Linked DNA regions of Mus musculus: region 2 is linked to region 1. Evidence: chromatin loops called from intact Hi-C (ENCODE). Cell type or tissue: left cerebral cortex. All regions are shown on one strand. Each heading gives the region's core, and the rest is flanking DNA. Links, peaks and the distances in the headings are about the cores only.

Region 1 (4,384 bases), core at 302-4,301:
GGGCTGTTCAAATGAGTGACCGGGAGTCTAAAAGGACACAACTGTTCAAATAGAATAGGTTCTTTTTCCGCCTTTCCAACCAACTAGCAAATCCCACTGTTACCAACACGATGAAATCTCTACCTGCTTTATTCCATGTCTGTGGGTACCACTGAAGACATGGTAAACAGAGCCGGCCCTTGAGAATGGTCTGTTTCCTAATGCAAACAGGAGGTACCAGCTGCAGTGATAAAGGGGGCGGGAAGAAGGGACTATGTGCAGCTTGGCAGAATAGGATTGCAGCAAGCATTCAGAAATGCAAACACAGGTGCCCAAGTGTGACCTGGGCCGTGCCATTTCACCTGGGTGCCCAGGGGTGAGGTGGGAGTGGGGGGGACTGGTCGTAGCCAGAGTGAGAGCCTTGAGAGGATGTGTAACCTCTCTCTAAAGGTCTTCCATCCCTCTGCATGTGCTTCTAGGACTGCTCATAGCCCAGCCTGTCTCCATGGCTTTCTCGACATGGAAATTGGGGCTTGCATCTCAGGGGAGGGGCTGTCCTGAAGGATGCTTGGAAGCCTCAGCATCATCCAGAGCTTTGCAAAATTTCTACTTGATTTTCATTTCCTGAAAAAAACCAAAGAAGTGATCGATGGGTTCCGCACCCTCACAAACACAATGAAGGACGAAGATGCTGAAGAGAGAAAACTGAAGGGGAGGGGGATGCTCCGCTAGAGCTGGTGTTCATGATGGACAGCTCTGTGCTTTCTCTGGTTGGAGGTGGGAGCGGTGAAGCTGGAAGCAAACATGGAAGGTTGTTGTCTAGGAGTCCTGTTTGCATAACAACAGGGTAAAACTGGACCTCAGGTCGTTGTCTGTCACCCTTGGTGTCGAGCAGTCATAGCTGGAATGGAATACTGTTCATAAAGCATTGAGAAGGTATTTATCATTGTGAGGCTGGAATCTTTGGACCATTGTGTGTGTGTGGTGTGGTGTGGTGTGGTGTGGTGTGGTGTGGTGTGTGTGTATTTGTGATTTGGTGTGTTTGCCTGTATGTGGGTGTATATGTGTATGTGTTGTGTGTGTATTTGTGGTGTGGTGTGTGTGACTGTATGTGAGTATATGTGTGTGTGGTGTGTGTGTATTTGTGGTGTGGTGTGGTGTGTGTGTGTGTGTGTGTGTGTGTGTGTGTGTGGTGTGCACACACTTCACACCTTGCCCTCATAGTTCCCCATTAGGGAGGCTGGCATCTTTTATGGTAGCTGTCTGACTGCAGTTTAGCTCCCCGTAAGTCTTTACCAGGCCTTGCTTCTCCAATTTCTTCTTTCTGACAGTCTGGAGAAGAGAAAGAAAGAGAGTGTCCATGGAACCCTGTTGAGACAATCTCTACCCTATTTCTTAGCAGCTTCCAGGCTCTGGTCTTATTTCAAAGGCTGCCTACTCCAGCTCCGCAGTGTGAGTTGCTCTTCTGAAGTCTGTCTTCCCAGGCTGGGCATGGACTTCCCTGTTTTACAAATAGGATTTCCCAGAGGAAGTGCACGATCAGGATGAAGGCTCTTAGACCCCACGCCAAGGTCAAGGTCTTCTAGTGGAGTGGTGTGATTGTAAGGGTGAGGTGCTGAGAGGCAGGCTGTTCCCGCCCGTGCATCCTGTGCTTGCCTGACTTCAGAAGCGTGCAGAACGAGGAGTGCAGCTTCAGGAGCTAGAAGTCTCTGCTGCTCTTGTAGCCGGGATGCCCAGATTCTATCAATTCTGTGTCTTGCAGGAGCAACGAACTTCTCACCCTCCTCCTCCTCCCTGGCCTGTGCTGTGTGGCTCCATGCAGACAGGCTCTGAGGAGGCAGGATTTACATATTCTGCTAATCACAGCTGTCAGATTCCTCGAAGAGATCTGACGGTGGAGAGGCCTAACAAGTGTGAAAAGTATTTTTAACCAAGCTGTGTGGGGTTGATAGCCATTTAGGGACTAGTAATGGAATCTGAAGCTTCATGGGAGGCTGTGGGGAAGCTGTGAGGGATGGAACTGCTCAGGCTGCGAGCTCTTGGGTGCTGAGCAGCTGAGGGGCCATCTGATCCTGGAGGAGGCCCACCTTTTTCTCCCCTCCTGACAGCTGTCAGTCAGCTGCTTTATGCATTTCAAATTGATACCCTTCCTTGTCTGGCACAGGGGACCTTGGAAGTCGAGTTGTTGAAAGGGGTTAGAATGGGAAACATGCTATGCAAAACGTTTGTTCCTTCGTTTATTCATTCATTCATTCATTCACTCCACAAGCATGTTGTGGGTGGGGGCCAGAGCATGTCTAATTTTCTTACAGGATGCTTATCAGGCTGTCTGCTAAGGGGCGGCTCCTGGGTGGGTGGATCTGGAGTTGGCTGAACCTCAGAGTTTCTAAGTTGCTTGCACAGATGCTGCTGCTGGCTCCAGCAACCCCATCCAAGTCACAGGATCTGAGACTCCATGCCACTTTGGTGTGACAAGATGAAAATAGGGGCGTGTTCTTGCCTCAGGTCCTGCCTTCCCATTTCCCCACGTGTTCCTCTTCTGGCCTTGTGCTCAGCTTTCTTCTTTTGGTTAACATCTCAGAGACGTCAGTGCCCTAGAAAGACTTTTCCTTCCAAATTTAAAGTAAGTAACTTCCCATATCCCTGTTTGAGTTCATTTTTCTTAAACTGTTCTCAGTGTCTGGCTGTTTATTTACTTATTTTGTCGCTGTTGCTATAACGAAAGCCCAGAGACTGGGTAACTTATAAAGAAGAGGTTTATGCGGCTCTTGGTTCTGGAGGTGGAGAAGTCCAAGAGTGCACAGCTCACATGTGGGGACAGCAAAGACCTTCCTGCGTGGTACTCTGAAGACATCATGTGTCGAAGTGAAAGCATGCAAGCTTCTGCATTTATTCCTGCCAGTGTGGTGCCCTCTGCCACCAGAGGCCTCATGAGAGGCCAAAGGGATGGAGTCGCCTAGTCTTGGACTTTTATCTTCCAAGACTATAAAACAAACAAATCACTTTTCCTTTCTTTTCTTCTTTCTTTCTTAAGATTTATTTACTTACTTCAAGTATGTGAGCACACTGTCCCTGTCTTCAGATGCACCAGAAGAGGGCATCTGATCCCATTACAGATGGTTGTGAGCCACCATGTGGTTGCTGGGAATTGAACTCAGGACCTCTGGGAGAACAGTCAGTGCTCTTAACCACTGAGCCATCTCTCCAGCCCACAAATCACCTTTCTTTGGGTGTTTTGTTACAGTAACAGAAAAAGGAATTCAGATTCTCAGTCTGTCAACTGCACTGGCTTTGTTCCATACAGAACCAGAAGGAAAGGGAGCTTGTGGCAGCTCGAGCTTGCTGGGCTGGGATAAGTAGACTGATAAAATATCCAGTTTCTGGCTGGCAAGATGGCGCACTGGGTCTAGGTGCTTGCTGCTACACCTGACAACCTGAATTCGCTTCCTGGGACCCACATGGTAGGAGGCAACTTACTGACTTCCCAAAGCTGCCCTGATCTCCACATGTGTGCTGTGGTGTGTGTGCATACCCATACTCAATACATGCAAACATGTACATACATGCACATGATAACTGCATGTAATAAAGAAGAAAAAGAAGCCAGTAGATGTTGTATGGGATAGAATGAGAGGATGAAAAAGAAAATCTGATTTCTGAACTGTAATTTTGACTCAATGGAAGCCAACGTAGGCCTCAGAGTGACAGCTGGTTTGAATCTTGGCCTAACTGCCCCTATCCTGAGAGCCCACGGAGGAGTTACTCAGCCACCCGGAGTTCCCTGTGGCTGTGCCAGAGAGGCTGGGTTTGAATCTCAGGCTGTGACAGAGAGCATTCAAAGTCCGTCTTCCCCAGAGCCAACTCTCACTCCGTTGAACAGCTTGTCCCTCAGGCAGATGGTGCTGGCAGCAAGCCTGTCCTTCAGAGCTACAGGTGGAGCGCTGGCAGTCCCAGAGAGAAAGCCTCCGGGGGAGTCTACTCCCCAGCTGTTGGCTGGGTAACATCAGGGTTCCCGATGAGCTGAGGGAGAATGTTGGGGCTACGGGGATGAAGCTGTGCCACAGTGAGAAACTGGAGCCCCTGACAGAGGCAGCCTCACCTACTGGGATCTCAGTGGGGCTGGAAGGGGGGAGGTTACAAGAGGACCTTGCAAGGACAGGAAAGACCTCCCAGAAAGAAGGGGCTTGGGGGAGATGGAGCCCAAGCCAGGGTCTCAGCCTCGGTTATCTGTAGCTGAGGATGACCATGAAGTCTCTGCTTTCTACCTCACAAATGCTGGGATTATAGGCATATGCTGCCAATGACTGAATTATGAGTCCTCAGGGACTGATCCAGAACATCCCGCACGCTGCCTCTAGTCAGACACCCCACCAACCGAGGCCAATCCCCTGCTCGGAACTGGCCG
Region 2 (4,384 bases), core at 268-4,267, 61 kb before region 1:
TTCCGGCAGGAGCCCCACATCTAGACCAGAGCCTACATTGTATGTGGCAGCTCACACCTCTGAGCCCAGCACTCTGGAGGCCAAGACAAGAGAATCACTATGAGCTCCTAGTATCTCGGGCTGCGTAGTGAGTTCCAGACCACCTTAGGCTAGAGTGAGGTATGTGGTGCTCATGAATAATTCTAGCACTTGAGAAATGGAGACAGGGGGATTAGAAGTACAAGGTCATTCTTCAGTGGTGGTTTGAATGGGAATGGCCCTGAAGGTGCAGTTTTGAATGATCTAAGTTTAGTGAAACTGTTTGGTAGGGACTAGGAGGTGTGGTATGTTGGAGGAGGTGTGTCTCAAGGTAGGCTTGTAGTTTCAAAACCCCATACCATTCCCAGTTAGCTCTTTCTCTCTGCCTCCTGCTTGTGGATTAGAGGTGAGCTCTCAGCTGCAGCTCCAGCGCCAGGCCCGCCTGCCTGATGCTTTTGTGTGTAGTTTTTGCTACCCCACTTTAAGCTCCAGGTGAAATTTGCTCCCAGCCCAGTCCAGGTTCCCTTGGATCCATGAATGAAACACACCCGCACACTCACACTCACACGCGTGTGCGCATGCACGCACACACATGCACGCACACACACGAGCTTATCTTTCAACCTGCCTTTTTGACTCAATTGCTGGACACTTCTAATCTCCTGAGGCTAGCTTACCCTTCCCAATACTCTCAGCTCAGCACACTAAATCTGCCCTCAACTTTAGTTGCTCAGCTACCTTCTACTTGTTCAGCAACCCAAAACTGTCCTCAGCTTAGTTGCGTTTCTAATCTCCCACCCGGGGAAGCGACCTATGACTGCTCAGCCCAAGGTCTCACATGGCTGGTCACTTTTTCCCTCCAAAGCATGGTGAAAATCTCTCTCCTGCTCCTGTGTCTCTTAGCCTGCCTGTGGGGACCAGAAGTCCCGTCTTTTTCCTTCTGCCCAGTAATTGACCCCTGGCATCTTTATTGATCAATCAAGAACCAATTGGAGAACAGGACCTTAGCATTAGAACCACTGCCTACATCATGCCATTCTCCCTACCATGATGGTCGTAGCCTCAAAACCCCGGGAATCATAAGCCCCCAAATTAAATGCTTTATATAGCTTTAAATGCTTTATGACAACGACAAGTAACTAAGCCATTTGACTACATAATGAATTCTAGGTCAGCTTGGGCTACGTGAGATCCTGTCGCACAAAAAGAAAAAGGAGTTATAATCTTTTCTATTTGTTATCACTGTCTTCAGAATTCCAGTGTGTCCTTGGCACTTGTCTGTCTGTTCAGTGTAGCCCCTTTCCAGTGCTCAGTCACCTCTGTGAGTAGTGGCTGCTGGACCCTGTTAGAGTAGCTGAAAAGATGGGGGAAATGTTCCTGGTGTTCCCCCCACCCCTTTTGTGAATTGATGTTCTCTCTTGGGTTTGAGCTCCATCCTTGGGGAGGTATTGAGTAAGAGAAGCTGGCTGGAGAACTATATGTGTGTGCCTAAGCCACTTGAGCCTGAAAGGTACCTAGTTAGTTCATTGGTGAACTAACTCTACTTAGTGCAAGCTTCTAGGTAGTTCATTGGTGAACTCCCGGGGCTTGCCTTGTTCAGGGATCCTAGCAAACTGCACCGTTCCAACCCATCTCTAGAAGAGGCAGCAAGACAGGGCACCCTTGGAGAGACTTATGTTTCCTTTATGATGCCCCAGCACAAAGCCTGGCCCCAGGAAGATGTGTTGTACCGAGATGGACAGAAATATGCACGATGGACTGGTTTAGGGGGCCAGACACGATGGGGTTATGGAGAACCAACGGAGAGAGCGAGAGAATAGTGTGGTTGATTTTGATTGTAGCATCAATCAACAAGGGAAGAATTTCCAGGCTCAGAGACTGAGAGAGAAGCAGTTGCGTCACTGGGCCTCGGAGGCTGGAGTATGGACAGGAGTGCTGGCTGTCACCTCATTATCTCTTGTTCTCAAGTTTAAATTCTGTTCTTGAGACTAGGAAGCTATAGAAGGTTTAGGGTTTTGTTTTCCAGAAGATGAAATTTAAGCTTAATTTAAACTCTCTTGTTTTAGCACAAAGCCAGAATTTAAAGGCCTACTTTCTCAAAGTGATCTTGGGGCCATTTTTGGAATCGTTTCTGTTATCATTTGGTGGGAGGGAAGGTTATTCACGAACGTTCAAAGTAAGAAGTAGCTTAAAAGCTCTCTTTGGCTGGATTCAAAACTCACTGTTTGCAAAAATTATAGGCCTGGGAGGTTAAGTTTCACTCTCTCAGTTGCTAATGGTGCCCCAGGTTCACTCTCAGAGGGCCTCTGGAGGAGTGGCAGGAGGGAGGGGGAGTGTGCCTCATCCCTAGAGAACTGTGCACTGTGCCCAGCTCTCAGTATATCTAGGCTCAGGTTGCAGCTATGGGCTGCCCGGGTAGGCATGGTACAGAATTGGGGCAAAGGCCTCCTCCCTCATTTGAGGTGCCCATGCACGGAGGGTCTGGTCTTCCTACCCCCGCTGTAGAGTACTGCCCTCTGTGTCTTCCTTCTCAGCTTCCTCTTTGACATAGCCACCTCACCACCACAGAAGGAAGCATCCCTAAGGATTCTTTTCTGATATGTGTGTGTGTGTTCTTGTATGTGCTGGTATGTGTGCACACTCACATGGAGACCCGTGGTTAGCAGTGGTTGTTCCTCAGGTACCACCCACTGTATTTTAAAAAGAGGGTCTCTAACTAATGGAGCTCATTGAGTAGGTTAGGTAGTGACCCCTGGGGGTCCACCTGTCTCTGCCTCCCCAGTGCTGAGATTATAAGCACACCACACCCAACTTGTGTGTGTGTGTGTGTGGGGGGGGCTCTAGGGATCAAACTGAGGTCTTCAGGTTTGCTTGTTAAATTCTTAACCAACTGAGTCATCTCCCTGGATCCCCAGAGACTTACTTTTTAAAAAGTAATACAACATGGGCTGGAGGGATGGCTCAGCAGTTAAGAGCACTGGCTGCTCTTCCAGAGGTCCTGCGTACAATTCCCAGCAACCACATGGTGGCTCACAACCATCTGTAGTGGGTTCTGATGCCCTCCTCTGGTGTGTCTGAAGACAGCAGCGGTGTACTCATGTATACTAAATATATATATATATATATATTTTTTTTTTAAAGTAATACAACATCATCACTGGTGGGCACCAGGTTTAGAAGGGGACTTGTTTGTGGACAGACAGAAACAGGGCTTTGAGTTTATACTTGAACTTGGGGCTTTGAAATCTGGAAGGTTTCATTAAGGGAATACTTACATTTGGAAGTATGGGACCGGAGGTTATTTTAAAGATGTAAGAAATAGATTTCGAAGTTCTTTAAGAGCTGAGATTCTATCTGGTGAAGAGCTCTAAGTGTAATTTTGTTGTTTGCAATCGGAAGTGCAGATTTGAAACCAGAAACCGAGCAGGTAATCTTGTAGTCACTTGGAACAAAACAGCTTTTGTTCAATGAGTGTGAGGCACCCTCCTAAAGACAGCTTGTGGGCTTAAAATCCTAGCTGAGGGGCCAGGGATGGAGCTTTGGGCTAGGATGCTTTCCCAGCATGCACAGGGCTTTGGGTTTGATCCTCAGCATTGCAAGAAGAGTCAGCAAGGGGCAGCAAGCAAGCTTTTAGCGGGATCCTCTCTGTCCACTTCACTCAGAGGGCAAGTAGGCTCTCCCCTGTCATACTTTGGAGGAAATTTTGTTTCCTGTGACTATAGAAACCACATTGAATTTTTAAAAATAAATATGGGCCCATCGGAAGGGCCTTCCTGCACAAGACGTGAAGGGTGTTGCCATTCATTGGAAGGTCAAGGAGTGAATGAGGAGTTGTGCCCAATACACAGAGTGTTGCCTCATCTATAAAACCTGGCAGGAAGGCAGGGCAGTTAGGCAGAAAGGGCAGTAGGGTAGGGTATTCAGGGAACCTGGGTTCTGGCCCAACTGCTGCCTTCTTATGAGCGATCCCGCACTGGTATTAACTGATAGACACAACAAAGCATTTTGGAGCTCATAGCTGAAGGCCAGAGGGGGAGGAAGAGAGGCTCCTGCAGTCTCTCACCACAGCAGCTCCTTGTTTTGTTTTGTTTTGTTTTGTTTTGTTTTTATGTTCTGGAGTTCTAAAGAAAAAAAAAAACCAGTTTTTCTTTTTCATAAGAATGCAGGTTTAGCTAAAAGCACTGTTTCCTACAATCAATGTAGGTAGATTCGAGATAGGTAGACTCTCCCTGCCTTCTTCCCGAAGCAGGTCTCACTTTGTTAGCACTTCTCAGCATACACACCCGTCTCTATGCGACCCAGTCATAATCACAGCAAATACTTGCCGTTCATGTCGTACCGAAAGACTGACACCAGCCCACCCCAC

The links. Hi-C counts contacts between places; a loop is a spot of excess contacts. Peaks named below come from ENCODE experiments on the same cell type or tissue, not always from the same donor. Only the 100,000 strongest peaks of a DNase experiment are listed, where the experiment ranks them.
Region 2: a loop joins it to region 1, with 2.3 times the contacts of the local background. A loop is called at or near these places in 2 of 42 quality-filtered maps.

Annotation. Positions count from the first base shown.
Region 1 is chr10:83,058,655-83,063,038 of GRCm38, forward strand. All of the region lies in intron 1 of Chst11 (carbohydrate sulfotransferase 11), which reads left to right. Among named protein-coding and RNA genes, the nearest start is that of Chst11, 75 kb to the left of the region's middle. In left cerebral cortex, for the core only: no CTCF peak of the experiment used is centred there; DNase peaks (open chromatin) are centred at 1,840, 2,342 and 3,875.
Region 2 is chr10:82,998,001-83,002,384 of GRCm38, forward strand. The region is part of intron 1 of Chst11 (carbohydrate sulfotransferase 11); the gene reads left to right. Among named protein-coding and RNA genes, the nearest start is that of Chst11, 15 kb to the left of the region's middle. In left cerebral cortex, for the core only: no CTCF peak of the experiment used is centred there; DNase peaks (open chromatin) are centred at 1,969 and 2,126.